2 separate regions of the Homo sapiens genome follow, and region 2 is linked to region 1. The links are chromatin contacts, found by Hi-C or POLR2A ChIA-PET in ENCODE. All regions are on one chromosome and are shown on one strand. Each heading gives the region's core, a stretch centred on a gene start or an enhancer-like site at or near the end of the contact. The rest is flanking DNA. Distances are from core to core; before and after follow the strand shown.

Region 1 (7,842 bases), core at 1,523-4,022:
CACTGTAGGGTGACTGTAGTTAATAAAAATCTATGGTGTATTTTCAGATAGCTAGAAGAAAGAATTTTGAATGTTCCTAACACAAAAAAATGATAATCTTTGAGGTGATGGATATGCTAATTACTCTGATTTGATCAGTATACATTGTATATATGTACAAAATACTCCTGTGTCCCCAATAAATATGTACAATTATTACATGTCAATTTTATGTGTTTAATTAACTAATTAATTAATTAGCTTTAAAAATGAGGAAATGGAAGCTTTGAGAGGGTAAGCAACTTGCCCCAGATCACGCAAGTCGGGAAGGGGCAGGACCTGAAGTCTACCTTCAACCACTATCCTCCTTTTGCCAAAATAAAAAAAAAGACCGGAGAGGCCCCAGGGAACTGTAGCCTGAGCCTGGCCCTGAATGCCCATCCTGGCTCCTGGCCTACAGCTGCCTTCTCAGGCAAGTTCCCCTCTCTGACTGTGACCCAGTTTCTTAATCTGCAAAATGGAGAAAATGTGACGTCCCCTTCCTCGTGCACAAGGTTGGGATGAGGACCAGATGAATCACAGACATAGACATCTGTCAATTGTAAAATATTGTTTGATGGGCCTATAGTCTATGCACTTGTGTCTGAATGAGGAGAAGATACTCCCTGTGGTTGGCCCACGATGATATCAAAGGCAAAGGTCACAATCTTCCAATCAATCTAGCCCAACAACCCAGTTAATCAATTCTACCTCAGACGTACTTCCTTGTGTTTACCTTTCTCTGGGAACATCAGCCCAGCCTAGTTCCCAACCCCTGCCAGACCTGTTCTCCCCCAGCTGAGGCCACCAGATCTGTGCCTGCAGGCCAACCCCCTCCCTGCTGGGCTGGCCCTAACCGAATGCCCAGTGTGGGAAATTGAATCCTTATCCTGTTCCACCACTTTAGAACTAGAAACTGCCTTGTTCTTGGCAGAACTCCGCCTCATTGCCGGGACTGGGGTCTGGCCAGAGGCAGAAGCCTGAAATCTGATGCTGCTCCCCAGCTTTGGACTTCTGAGAATCATCCAGCCCCGAGAATTTCTGGCCACCGAACCCTGTCCACTGTCCTATCTGCAGCCTGAGGCTGACTACCTGCTTAGACAGTCCGCTTTTCTTAAAAGCACAAACCTACCTGCTCCTGTGTGCTGCTCCCCAGGCTACTCATCATCCAGCAGCCTTAGCTGGGCTCCCCCACCCCCTGTGTAACACCTGGACATCCACCAGTGCCTGCCCCCTCCAAAGCCTTTTTTTTTTTTTCTACATCCTTCTTTCATATGTACACATTTCCCAAGATTTCACACTGATGTAAATTCTCTTTTCCGGATATTCTGTCCTTTGGCAATCTCACCCACTTCTGGGGTTTCAAGTAGCAGCCTAGGAGGAAGAGGCCCATGAATATAAGGGTCATTTTCAAGTTAAAATCACCAGAGCCCAAGACTAATGGGCAGGAGAGGGAGGAGACAAGGTGGGAGTTGAGAAAAAAGCTGAGCCCCGAGGAAGCTGGCCCCTCCCCACAGCTGCTAAGAGAAAGACCCAGGCTCAGTCATCTCTGAATCCTCCCAGCCTTGGCTGCACTGCCACGTATAGATGGGTACAGAGTCTTTGCTGGATGAATGAGTGAATAAATGAATGGCTGCATAAACAAGTTGCTACTTACCTCTCTGGATCCTAGTGCATTTACTGAAGCTGTCCTCCCTCCTGAAGTGGGGCATACACGAGGCCAGGAGAAGGGGTTAAAGCCAACCAAGTCCAGGGAGAAACCCCTAGATTTCCTGCAGGATTTGCACAGGAACGTGTTGCAAGGTGTCTCCTCCGAGAATTCACTGAGTCCCTTCAGGAGACCCACAGAGCATAGAATGGGCCCCCAGACTTTGGAGCAGCACCCGGCTCCTACTGTCTCCCTAGGAGACCGTGGGTCCCACCAGCTTTTATTTTCTATTCAGCAACACTATTGCCTATGTTTATGGATAGGACTGTGTTGAGCAAGAGTTGACCTTTATTATCTTAATTCAATCTTCCCAAAGACCTTCTGAGATAGGTACTTTTATTTTCTTCATTTTACAGATAAGGAAATTGAGGTTTAACTATGATCCCATAGCTAATAAAAGTGACAGAACCGGGTTTTTTTCTTTTTACTGAAATGGTATTATTTCATCAGAATTTGCCCACATGCTCAACACTGCTGGAATGTGTTATTTTGAAATCTGACAATGAACTACAGAATGGTAAAAGCGGAAGAGCCTTTGAGACAAATTAGTCTAGCCCAGAGTAGGGAAGAAAAAGAGAGGGAGGCTCAGCCTGCAGGCTGCAAACCCTCCCCTCCCTGTTTGTCCTGCTCCTAAAATAAAACAGAACAAAAGACAGGAAAGTCACTAGATTAGAGAATTCAGCATCTCCCTCCTAATTCCCTGTGATGTGATAATTCTAAGACCCACTTCCTGGAGCAAGAAGAAGCTAAGATCCCTCAGCCTGGCTGATGTGGTTTTGAAAGTGGAAGAGGGCAGGAAGTGTTGTGGTCACTCCCACCCAGCTGTGGGCCTCTTCCCAGAGCCCTCCTCACCAGATGCTGCAAACTCAGACTGCAAATCCAGAAGCCTGCAGCCTTCCGGGGATTGGCTCCCTGCGAAGATAACCCTGTCCTTCAACAAACCCTCGCTTCCTATTTGCATTCCTAATTGGCATCTTCTATTGCTTTTCCTGGTGACTTCATTTTTCACTCTTGGCTAAAAATGGGTCTCTGATGATTTATTCTATCCTGGGTGTTGACAAGCTGAAGAAGTTGTGTGGGGCCTGCTGCCAGTAACCCTGGGTGACGAAGCGTGACTCACCACTCCGAGGTCAGTGGGGGGATGGAAGGCAGGGGAGTCAGCTGACAAGATCTGCTGCTTTGTCACCAGGCCTTCTGCCCTCTTCCATGAGGCAGCTACACTCTAGGAAATGTGAGACGCCCCAGAGCCCTGTGAAGGAGACAGGACAGGCAGCCCACAGGTCTGTCACATCTCAAGGCTGATTCTCTGTTTTGTTTCCCACCCCCAGTGCCAAATGCTAAGCTGCGTTTCAGAGACAGCTCTAAAAGGGAACAAGTACCCAGCCTTCCCTGAATCCCCCAGTCATATTTTCACATACACACAAAGGAGCCTTAGAGATCATTTAAATCAATCTTCTCATTTTCTGGAAAAGAATTTGAGGCCCAGAGAGGTCAAGCAACATGACCAAGGTCATAAAGTGAATTAGAGGTGGAACTGGGAATAGAACCTGGGTCTTCTGTCTCCCAGGCCCTCTGCACTGTCTACTCACCACACTATCAGGAGAATCAGACTTGTGCTGCTGAGTGAATGGGGCCAACTCTCTCCTCCATGAATGGAGGCAACAAGGGCAACCTTTAAGGAGAGATGACTGCTGGAATTTCAGCTCTGCCCTTTGTTCTTCTCTCAGAGGGGTTCTGTGTTTGGCAGACTGTCCCCCCTCTACCTGCAGGGATCCCTGCAGTCCTGGGGGATTGGGGTTAAGCTTTCTCTCTCCCAGAAAACATAGATCACTCTGAAGGCAGTTACAAACTGAGGATGATCCACAGATTATTTCTTGGCTAAGACAAGAGGAAGTTGTCTTAAATAAACCAGTATGAGAGTTTATTGCATTCCATCTGGGTGCTTGATGATCCCATGTCCCTTTTTCTCTCTGTTGACTTTCTAAGTAAACAATTTGTTAGCTCAGAGATGACTCAAATTCATAGAATCAGTAAATGAGAAAGGACTACAAAGTTCCCCTAGTCTGAACCCCCTACACTCAGCCAGTAACCACCTCTACAACATTTCTAGATTGACACTACCCTCAGCTTGAATGCTGAGAAGGATGAACAACTCTTCCTCCCTCAGTGATAGCCCCTTTTTTGCAGGATAGACCTAAGCAGTAGGCGTCAGCCATTCTGTGATGCCAGTTTTGCCCTTTAGGTCAAAATAAAGCAAGTATTTTCTCTTCTTTGCACCACAACTTGTGTCTTTGCTCATGACTTACAGGACAAGCTAAAACAGACAAAACCATTCTTGACCCTCAAAGGCTGAGTGTCCCACTGGTGGGCTAGACAGGGCTCTTACTCAGTTTTGTGTTACCACATGATTACCATGAGTCTTTACAAAACCCTTGCCCACCTCCCCTAGAGAAATTGAGTAAGGAAGAATGATGAGTGCCAAACCTGTCCATTTGCTTCTTGCCAGCAATTCCGGTGAAAGGTCTGACTGAGGAAGAGGCTGAACCCATCTGAGGTATTCTATAATTAGCGTCTTTCTTCCTCTCCCACTTACCATTAAGGTAGACCAGGATATTCATGAAAAATTCCTCATTTGCCATTTCATTCCTTTTGGAAACCACATGTGAATTTCATTCAGTTAAAAAAAGTCAATTCCTTACCCGACACCAGGTAGCATTCTAAAGGATATAACAGTGAATGAAACAGAGGAAGCCCTACCCTCATGAAGCTTATGTTTTAATAAGGAAGACTACCATCAACTAATAGTTAAACATTATAATATCGAGAACTTATATGTACTATGAAGGAAAACAAAGCAAGGAGAGGGCAAAAGGTGATGGAGCTGCTATTGGCGAAGGCAGGCCTAGGAGGAGACATCGATTGAGCAGAGACTGGAGTGGAGTGAAGGATTCCTCCTTGGAAATGTCTGCAGGAAGTGCTGTAAGAGGAAATAACTGCAAGAAAGCCCTGAATGTTGTGCGAACGGGATCAACTAGAATGAGTTTCAGACGACTTTTCATAGGTAGATATGATTTTCAAGCCAAATTTTTCTGATAGCTGAGAAAATTCAACATGGCATTACCTGCCTTTGAAATTCTTTAGCATTCCAGAAATCAGGTGGGACCATCAGGATATGAACAAAGTGGTCAAACAATCTTACCTTTGTGAAACACTGTCTCACATGTTATCCTTTTTAATGATCACAACAACCTCACAAGGTGGATATCATTATCCATAACAAACTGAGGCTGAAGTAAGTGAAGTGTCTAGAGAGTGGCAGAGCCAAGACTAATAGAATCTGGTGTTGTGACTCTGGTCAGTACATTGGTTTACATAAGTACCCAGTTTCTTCACCAAATCACATAGTGTGGAGAAAAACACAAGGACATATGGGCTTGTAAATTTAACCTCAAATCTGAAACAATATCCAATATTGGAGATCAATATTTCTCTGATGGTGTGGCAGTGCACCATTTAGCTCTCTTCCAAGAGGAAATGCCAAAGGGAGCAGAGTTGACTGCCAGCCCCAGTTAGCATCCTTGGGGCCTGCCTCCCTATTGGTATCAAGGCCACACCTCCCCTGGGCTGCTTGTGGTGGGAACAAGTGCTAGCCCCTTCCTGCTGGACATAGGCTGCCTGCAACAAGCAGCCTTTGCATTCAGGGACTCCTGTGGACCTGGCCAGGATTCTCTGAGGAATGTGCTGCAGTCCGAGGAGCTCTGCCCAGTTCTTCCTTCCCTCTCTCCTTTCACAGGTGGCAGGTCAGCACACATGGTCTGAAGGCTGTCTGCCATCTCCTGTTTCTACCCCCTTATCCTTCACAGTCTTTTCTCCCAACACGTCTCTAGCAAAATCAACCTTGTCTTGGCATCTGCTTCTCAGAGGACCCAAATTGGCATAATTGCTAATCTAAGTGGTTTTGTTTTTATGAAAGGGCTAGATTATTAGTTCATTTTATCTTTGTCTTTCTGTACTTGAAATCCCAAAAGAAAAAGAAAAAAAAAATGCTTATTTTCAGTTATCAGTGTCAGACTTTTGGCTTCATTAATTGTTGATTTTAGCAAAAACATAAAGGGAATTTCTGAGATTTTGCTGGTGTGAACTGGGGTGAGGTCTTGGCCTGGGTTCTGGTTTTTATTTTAGCAGTTGCCAATCTGCTTTCACAGGTCCTTATATAAAGCAAACACCTCAGCTGTTGCGTTACCTGGCTGTGAATTCCAAGCTTAGAGCTAATCCAAGTTGTCAATGCATATTCTAAAGTATCTAAGTAGTCATAGAAGATTGCTGCTAAGAAGTGCTAAAGGCAATTGGAGGGATCTGGACGACCACTACCCAGCAGAAATATAATGTGAGCCACAGAAGTAAATGCAGGCACACCTCACTCTATTGTGCTTTGTGTTATTGTGCTTTGCAGATACTGTTTTTTAACAAAGTAAAGACTTCTGGCAGTCCTGCTCAAGTCTATTGCTGCCATTTTGCCAACACCATGTCCTCATTTTGTGCCTCTATGTCACATTTGGGTAATTCTCACAATATTTCAAACTTTTTTATTATTATTATATCTGTTTTAGTGATCCATGATCAGTGATATTTGATGTTACTATCATAATTGTTTTGGGGTGCTATGAACTGTACCCATAGAATACAGTGAACTTCATCAATAAATGTTGTGTGCGTTTTGACTGCTCCACTGACCAGCCATTCCCTGTCTTTCTCCATCTCCTCAGGCCTTCCTATTTCCTAAGACACAACAATATTGAAATTAAGCCAATTAATAACCCTACAGTAGCATGTAAGTGTTCAAGTGAAAGGAAGAGTCACACATCTCTCACTTTAAGTCAAAAGCTAAAAACAATTAAGCTTAGTGAGAAAGGCATATCGAAAGCAGAGAAAGACTGAAAGCTAGGCCTCTTACACCAGTCAATTATGAATACAAACGAAAAGTTATTGAAAGAAATTTAAAGTCCCACTCCAATAAACACACGAATGATAAAAAAAAAAAAGCAAAATTTAAAGTCCTACTCCAGTAAACACATGAATGATTTTTAAAAAAAGCCTTACTGCTGAGGTAGAGAAAGTTTCAGTGATCTGGACAGAAGATCAAACCAGCCACAACATTCCTGTAAGTCAAAGCCTAATCCAGAGCAAGGCCCTCAACATCAAGACAAGACCATCCAGCAGCAAAAAGATCACAACTCGCTGAAGGTGCAGATGATCATTAGCATTTTTTAGCAATAAAGTATTTTTAAGTTAAAATATACATATTGTTGTTATTTTAGACATAATGCTATTGGATGCTTAACACACTATAGTATAGTGTAAACATAACTTTCATGTGCACTGGGAAACGAAAAATCCACGTCACTCACTTTATTGCAATATTTGCTTGATCGCGATGGTCTGGAACTGAACTCACAATATCTCTGAGATATGCCTGAATAGCCACATGTGAAAAAAGAAGAAGGCCAGGCATGGTGGTTCATTCCTGTAATCCCAGCACTTTGGGAGGCTGAGGAAGGAAGACTGCTTGAGCCCAGGAGTTTGAGACCAGCCTAGACAACATAGCGAGACCTCGTCTCTAATAAAAAAAAAAAAAAATTAAATTAAAAATTAAAAAATGGAAAACAAAACAGATAAACTTCATTTTAATCTAATTATTACAACTGTAATAATTAATTTTAATAATGGTACATTTAACCCAATACATCAAAAATATTATCATTTCAACATGTAACCATATTTAAGTGTTATTGGTGAAATAGCTTACTTTTTTTTTTTTTTTTTACACTAAGTCTATAGACAAGCTACGTTTCTTTCAATGCTCAATAGCCACATGTGGCTAGTGGCTACCATGTTCAGCAGTGCATATCTAGGTACTCCCAGGTTTGAGAAATAATATTTGGATATGGAGCAGCTGACAAGCTATTTCCTGGTGTTCCCATAAACTGGTTATAGCGCTACACCTACCCCCAATGGAGAATTTGTCAAATCATTACCCGAGGGGATTTTTATTCAGGACTTTTCTCCCATTTGCTAGGAAATCTAAAATATTCATTTTGAAATAAAATATTCCTTGG
Region 2 (7,842 bases), core at 2,044-4,543, 100 kb after region 1:
AATTCACTTGCCCTAAGGTCCTATATTTTTGGAAGACAAAAGATTTGTAGCCTTCTCTCTACTTTGCCCCTCTTAAGTGGAAGGGAGACAGTTTGGGAGAAAAATAAGTTGATATCTCAAAATATTATCTCAGATACATGTTGTCCCCATTTTATAGGTGAGGAGATTGAACTCATTAAGGTTATATAATATTATATACAGCAAGTAGATAGGCCTAGGACCCCCCCAGTTCAGGAAATCTCATACTCTGTGAAGTCCTCCCCTCTTCCCTGCCAGTAGCCTCCCTGGTCAGCTTCAAGAAAACACAACAGAGCTTGTGCATTAAAACCACCACTGGAAGGTCAGACCCGGTGATGGGGCAGGCTGGAAGAGCTTAGGTAGAGGTGAAAGCAGACAACACCCTGAAAGGGGACAGGTACCCACTCCTCCTTGTCATTTTCCAGGAGAGCCTTATAGAATTTGAGTTGGCATGAGATGATGTTAGAGGAATTTGGGGTGGTGCAAGTAAAGGAACTACAAGAGCTAGAAACAATCTTGAAGGCTTCTTCCCATGTTGAAAGTGTTCTTACCACGTAGAAAGTGGTAAGAAAGTGTACTCTGCAGAAATTTGGGGGGCGGGTGGGGGCACACGGTTGGTATTTCAGAGGCACTTGGATTCACTGGTGTCTTTTGATGAGTTTGTGTCCCGAATAAAATGGGGAGTGGCGGTGGTTACTGGCAGTACCCAGAGGAGAGGAGATGAGGGTGGGCACAGGGGAGAGGAGCCCGAGATGGGTAGCCAGCTGGTCTTACGTGCCAGCTTTATAGGAAAAAAAGTGGAACTTTCAGATTCTGCTTAACTGTGCAGGAGCCAGCCAAGTATCCAAGGCAGAAGTCCTTGCTCAGAAATTGTATATCTGATGGGCACGGTGACTCACGCCTGTAATCCCAGCACTTTGGGAGGCCGAGGTGGGTGGATCACAAGGTCAGGAGTTAGAGACCAGCCTGACCAACATGGTAAAACCCCGTCTCTACTAAAAATACAAAAATTAGCCAGGCATGGTGGTGGGCACCTGTAGTCCCACCTACTCTGAAGGCTGAAGCACTAGAATCGCTTGAACCTGGGAGGTGGAAGTTGCAGTGAACCGAGATCGCGCCACTGCACTCCAGCCTGGGCGACAGAGCAAGATTCCATCTCAAAAAAAAAAAAGAAAAAGAAAAAGAAATTGTATATCTGACGGGATGGTCCGCAAGCTTCGGGGCTTGGGAGGAAGGTACAGTCATAGGACAGAACACAGCTTTAGACTGGGTCAAGATCGTCCAAGTCTGGTGGTGGCTTCAGAAGGCCCTTTGAATGAGGCTCGTCCAGGCAATAATTACCATGTTATCTAATTTTGCCCGCTTAACGTTTCCACTTGGATGTCTAAGAGCCATCTCAAAGCCCCACGTGGCCAAGGCTGAATCTCTAATCTTCCCCCAACAGACCTGCTTCACTCACAGCTTCCCCTTCTCAGCTGACAGCAACCCCATTAATCTGCTTGTTCAAGCCAAAAAACCTGGAAGTCATCCTTAACTCCTCTCTTTCTCCCACATCTCACAACTCAGCAGTCAGAAAATCCTGTGGGCTCTACCTTCAAAATATATCCACCACCCATCCACCACTCCGCAGTTGCCCTTTACCATGCTGGGCCACGCCACCATCACCTCTCACTGGGCCACTGTAATAGCCTTCTAACAGATCTCCCCACTGCACCCTGGCTCACTTGCAAACCAGAGTGATATTTTAAAACTATAATACAAATCATATCACCCTTCTGCTCAGAGTCGCCCCCCATGTGTCAATGCATAAAAGTCAAAGTCCTTACAATGTCTCCCCATTCATTGGCCTCCTTGCTATTCCTGGAGCACACCAGGCATACTCCTACCTCAGGGCCTTTGCACAGACTGCCCGAAGCTCTCCTCCCCAAGACGTCCACAGGGGCAACTCCTTCACTTCCTTCAAACCTTTGCTGAAAGTTTAACTTCCCAATGCAATTCACTCTAACCACTCTGCTTAAAATCCCTACCTTCTCCCCAACCCCCTGCTTTTCTTGTAGTGGTTCCCATTACATTCTACCAGTCTACCTAATTTTTTTTTTTTTTTTTTTGAGACGGAGTCTCTCTGTGTCGCCCAGGCTGGAGTACAATGGCGCGATCTCAGTTCACTGCAACCTCCGCCTCCCAGGTTCAAGCGATTCTCCTGCCTCAGCTTCCTGAGTAGCTGGGATTACAGGCACTCACCTCCACGCCCAGCTAACTTTTGTATTTTTAGTACAGATGGGGTTTCACCATGTTGGTCAGGCTGGTCTCGAACTCCTGACCTCGTGATCCGCCCTCCTCGCCTCCCAAAGTGCTGTGATTACAGGAGTGAGCCACCGCTCCTGGCCAGAAATCTCTTCTTTATTATGTCTACTGTCCGTTATCCAACTCCAGAAGGTAAGAACCTCCACTGATACATAAGGACTTGTATACCCCACGTGCCTGCAACAGTGCTTGGCACCTAGTAGGCATACCAAAATATATAAATGTTGAACAAATGAAGAAAGTTAAAGTAAAACTAGAGGTCCAAAAATATCACAAAAGCCATCTATGGTCGCCTTTTCCCTACCTGATTTTGCTGAGTGGCCTTACTTTTCAGTCCTCTACACAGCTGGAACATTAATGAACACAGAGGGGGAAGAAGTGTGTTTACTCTAGGATCACCTCTCAATGGGTCACTTGGCAAGGGCATCTTTGCTTCTTCGTCAGCTCCTTTTGACACGGGGGTGAAGGGTTTTCTGCACCACACTTTGACCACAAGCATCACCAATTTCACTGAACCCAACAGAAATTTGGACCCTCTGGGGGCTCTCTGCGTGGCAGGGCCCTTTTCTTTTTCTTTGGGCTTAGGCTGCAATTTGAAACACCACTTTCCTGAGCCAGCATCCCCCTTGCAGCGCTGTCACAGGGAGGCTTAGGCAGCCACGTGGAAGCCACCTACCCCGACCTTTGGCAGAATTTCCAAACACAACACAGTAGCTTTAAGTTGATTAATTTGGAACTCTGACCTTGGCCCCAAAAGGTAAGAATACATAACAAGGTATTTTATTCTCAAAATGTGTCAGGATAAGAAGCACTTCTGTAAATCGACCTTTTTAAAATAGATATAATTAGATTTGCAGTTGGGGGCAGTAAAGAAAGGGTCTGAACAGTGGATAACATGTTGAGAGGTTAATTATTAATGGGCAGTCTTCCCTAACAAAGTATCTAATAGGCATTGTGGTCTCTTTGGCTTCAGAAATTACCAAGAAAGCCTGGACCCCGGGTGAAACGGAGAAATGGACACAAGTCCCCTGTGTTTCTCCATTCTGTTGGTTTTATGCATCTTTATCCAATCAAGTGCCCTTGGACAAAGCCTGAAACCAGGTAAGAGCCTGACTTTTCTCCAGAGATGGGCATGAACTTTTCTTTTTAAAACGTGTGTCACAAAGAATCCAGGGGTTTCTGACTGTATGGGACAGAGCTTGCTTCAGAGCGTGCCAGGTGGTTCTATACACGACCTCACAGGTTCACAGGGACACGTAGCCGTTTGTAAACAGAAATGAAATTTTAGAAAATCATCCTCGGATTAAAAGTCTTCTAAGAGTGCCTGCAGCTAGCAGTGAAGTCTCTTGCGTATCTGATATGGAAACAGTCATGCTAAAAGTTATTCAGCGGCAAATGATATGAAAGCGATTCAGATCTTCCTGAGAGTTAATGTGGCATCTAATTTGCAACCGGGGAGCCAGGCTTGCAATGAAATGCTCTGTCGGGTTGGGGTTGTCTAATTGCCTGCCTCTCTCAGAAGAGAGGGGAATTTATGAGAGTTCTATTTCCAGTCAGGTCTAAAGTAGAGATATCATTGCACAATTTCTAGACTTTGTTTTGCTGCCAAAATTTTAGTCTGAGGCTGAAGAATCCAACAGCCGTCCTGCCTGTTTTGTTTGTAAATTCACAAACTAGATTGATGGCGAAAGACAGATCAAATGCCTTATCAGGAAGGTAGTAGAGTGGAGCCCAGCTTCCAGGCTAAGCAGTGGACCAATAAATGACGGATCAGTTAATTGAACAATTTGGCCAGACTAGACAGGTGTTTGGGAATTTGTTTTGGTACTGGTTACTGGTCAGGAGCTAGTAACGCTAAGGTAGAGTCTGAGATTTTTCTTTTCTCTAAGACTAGCCTTGGAGAGAGCTCCGACAACTTTGAGAATTAGAAATTCCCTAACGGGATGTACCTAAAAATTTCAGAAGCTTTTTTCCCCTTTAAGAAAAAGGCTGTTCCTTTGTATTTGACTATTTTACTTCATAGGCCAGTTAATAACTGAGTAGCAGTATTAATTATTGCCATTCACTAAGTATTTTCTGTGCCAAGCACTATACTAATTATTTTTGACACATCATCTCATTTATAAAGCCACATCCAAAAATGACCCTTACATAATAATTTAGAGCCATACAGGTAAAATTGCTGGTAATCTTTATTCCCTTGGTTCATAGTGATTTTGCTAAAGGGCCTTTCCTGCCCTTTGCCCCGGAATGTTGTATTTGTTTGTTTACTTTTTAATGAAGTTTATAACACACTTCTAGAAAAGGGCCTCTATCATAAATCCTCAATGAGTTCTCACAAACTGAACCAGTACCCCAAAGCCTTCCTTGTGTGCCCCTTGAGCCTTAACATATATGATTTTTTCCTTTGGGGAGATTTTTCATTAATAGAAACACATCAGTTGCTCTTTTGCGTCTGGCTTCTTTCGTTCGACATTATGTTTGTGAAAGTCAACCATGCAGTTTCGTGGAGTTGAGGCTCATTCATTCTCACTGCTGTAGCATTCCACTGCGGGACCATGCCACACTTCCTTTATCCATTCTACTGTGGATTGGCCAGGACTGTTTTTGCAATGGAGCCATGGGAATTGGAAGCTGTCAGTGCTGAGATAGAGGTTGAAGGGAGGGATGGCCTCCCCCAGGCTTCTGGGTATTGTCCAGATTTTCCTTGAGCAATCTCATTGTCCTGATCAGCCTGCTTCTTTCCCCGGGGCCTAGTTTGTGCAAATGCTGAGAGAAGTGGCCACTATTAGCAAGAGGGTTCCTCAGAAAAGAGGATCCAAGTCAGGAGGCCTCTTGTTCTCTTGGAAGCAGAATCTCTTGGCAGAATTCTTTCTGCAATGAGTGAGCCCAATCTGTGTGCATGTGGCTGGTATGATGTCTTTCTGGGGAAACCGCAGGGAAGCCGGTGTCCTGTGGTGGAGCCCTTGTCAGGAAAGTTTCTACACCAATGGTTCTCAACAGGGGCAATTTTGCCCTCCAGGGGACACTTGGCAATGTCTGGAGACATTTTTGGTTTTTGGTTGTTAAGACCAGGGAGAGAGTGCTTCCCTTCCAGCATCTAGTGGGTAGAGGCCAGGGAAGCTGCTTCACATCCTACAATGCACAGGACAGCCCTCACAACAATGAATTGTCTGGCCCAAAACATTATTAGTGCAGAGGCTGAGAAACCATGATCTATGCCAAGCTTCAACTGTCACTCATCGAGCACCAGGAAGTACTCCCTCAAGGACCCTTCCTCTTTAGCCCCTCCTCCCAGCCTACTTCTTTTGAGTATTTATTATTAATGACATCTTACTAATGGAGTCACTAATGTGCTGCACACCCAGCATGTGCCAGGCACTCCACGGACATTTTATCTCATCCTCACCATATGGTTGAGTAAGCTGGCAGTTAAGTGCCTTGCCGGCGGTCGCATAGCTGGTCAGGGCAGAGCAGGGAGAGGTACCTGCAGCCTCAATCTGTCTACTGAGGCCGCAGTGCTCTGTGTCGAGCCCACACCCAGTGATTTGACAGCCAGAGGTTTCTAGAAAAACATTCTGCTCAGTTCCTCTCACAGAGAGGGAGATTTAGACAGTTGTTCCTGCCCTTCAGCACTAAGGGGGACTGGATAGCGTGAGCTGCTTGAAGCCCACATGGCACATCACACTTATGCCCAGCCCCAATGCCTGAGACCCAGGTTCCCCAGTCGGTGTTGCCATGAGAGCCAACGCTGCTCCTAGACCCTGGCAAGTCCCACCTTCCCGGTACTGGGCCCACTATCAACAGGCACCTTCTCCCTCCCCTCCACCCCAGCCTCAGCTTGCAAATCCTAGGAGCAGCTGAAAGCTACCTATTCAGTCAGTCCCTCATGAGTGTCACAAGCATACATGAGCACCTGCCATACGTAACGCAGTGCCTGAGTACAACTCACACACTCTGTTCACACGTTTCCTCTCTTAAAAATCACTGAGGACCCCAAACAGTGTTTATTATGTGAGATATCAATATTTCCTTCATTAGAAATTAAAACTGAGAAATCTTTAAAATCTGCTAACACTTTTTAAAATGATAATAAACCCTTGCATATTAACACATATAATGTAATTTTATGAAAAATAACTTGTATTTTCCAAATAAGTTTTAAATGGAGAAGAGTGACATTGTTTTACAAAGAAATGTTGCAAATCTCTCTAATATCTGGCTTCCCAAGACAGCTGGATTATCTTACCTGTTTCTGTACTCAGTCTGTTGTGATGTATTGCTTTGTTTGAAATGTAGGAAGAAAATCTGGCCTCCCATAGAGGAAAAGGGAGGACATCCTAAGGCGATCTCCCTGGGGCCTTGGCCTGCAAACCACTGCGCTTGTGCAGTGGGCACTGTACAACAGGGGGCTGCACAGCCGTCCCCACCTTGCAGGAATTTACAGTCAAATGGGGTGGGAGTGGGGTGGGGAGGGAATAGGGGGCCATGGGACTGGGTGGAGGGGGGATGTGCCATCAATAAAAGAGCAACCGTCTGTGGAGAATTTAAATACAAATATAACCAAAAGCTGATCTGCCTGTCATTATCACAATTATAAAGAATGTCAGCCGGGCGCCGTGGCTCACGCCTGTAATCCCAGCACTTTGGGAGGCCGAGGTGGGTGGATCACCTGAGGTTAGGAGTTCAAAACCAGCCTGGCCAACATGGTAAAATGCCATCTCTACTAAAAATACAAAACATTAGCCAGGCTTGGTCATGGGCACCTGTAATCCCAGCTACTTGGTACGCTGAGGCAGGAGAATTGCTTGAACCCGGGAGGCAGAGGTTGCAATGAGCCGAGATGGCGCCGTCGCACTCCATCCTGGGCAACAAAGTGAAACTCCATCCCAAAAGAAAGAGTATCAGCGATAAAGGCAAAGCTCTTTCCAGAAAAAAATGGTTTTATGGCCTAAGTTCTAAACAATCTCCGTGGTTACTGTTGGATTTTATGTAGTAAGTATATGTAAGCTTCAAATTCATCACATCTTTATTATTTATCCTTTCATAAATATTGTGTTCTACATTGACATTAATCTGGAGAACTCCCGGTTATGCACTTGGCCCCAACATGCACAGACTCAGGGGCGTGTTCTTGTTGCAAGAGTAAGTGTGCGATGGTTCAGATCCTTTGACGTCCTTATGTCTCCAACCTCAGTGGCACTTATTACCTGCTTCTGCATGTAAACAGTAGATTTGAAACAAAAAATGATAGCGTAGTGGTTGTACAAACAAAAAACCAGAACTTGAATTATTTCAATTCTCTCATCCTAGGTGACCCCTGTAAGCTTCTCATATGTGTTTAAAATTTAAAGCAACAAAACAGATTGTGAACAATGAGTTGTAACATCTTGTTTGATAGGTAAAAATTTGGACTCATACGAAAAATATTTTTACTGCATTTGAATATCTTAAAGTTAAAATGTATTTGTCTTTTTAAAAATTGTTCACTGCTTTATAACTAAAGAAGAAATCGAGAAA

What was found. A loop is a pair of places that touch in the nucleus more often than their neighbours do. ChIA-PET counts read pairs that join two places held with the same protein, here RNA polymerase II (POLR2A). Pooled maps may share reads with other maps.
Region 2: a loop to region 1 is called in a map of Caco-2, with 2.6 times the contacts of the local background. The contact joins the promoter of LIPC here to the enhancer-like site in region 1. A Hi-C loop is called at or near these places in 15 of 168 maps with a recorded cell type or tissue (Caco-2, Calu3, HepG2 and 8 more), 2 of 37 single-sample maps with no recorded cell type and 18 of 50 pooled maps. POLR2A ChIA-PET finds 5 or more read pairs at or near these places in 8 of 52 experiments (A549, AG04449, BJ and 5 more).

The regions. Positions count from the first base shown.
Region 1 is chr15:58,329,504-58,337,345 of GRCh38, forward strand. No RefSeq gene overlaps it. Among named protein-coding and RNA genes, the nearest start is that of LIPC, 99 kb to the right of the region's middle. RefSeq lists enhancers at 2,371-3,570, 2,727-3,021. Within about 2 kb of position 2,773, at least 36 of the 41 ENCODE cell types and tissues checked have a DNase peak (open chromatin) inside an H3K27ac peak, as active enhancers do; they include PC-9, heart left ventricle, heart right ventricle and 1 more, where a contact is called at or near this core.
Region 2 is chr15:58,428,698-58,436,539 of GRCh38, forward strand. LIPC (lipase C, hepatic type) reads left to right here and starts at 3,294. Exons shown (of 9, transcript NM_000236.3): 1 at 3,294-3,423. The coding sequence starts at 3,336. It overlaps LIPC-AS1 (LIPC antisense RNA 1), which reads right to left. Exons shown (of 3, transcript NR_120338.1): 3 at 6,204-7,842. RefSeq lists an enhancer at 1,313-1,607 and a silencer at 1,313-1,607.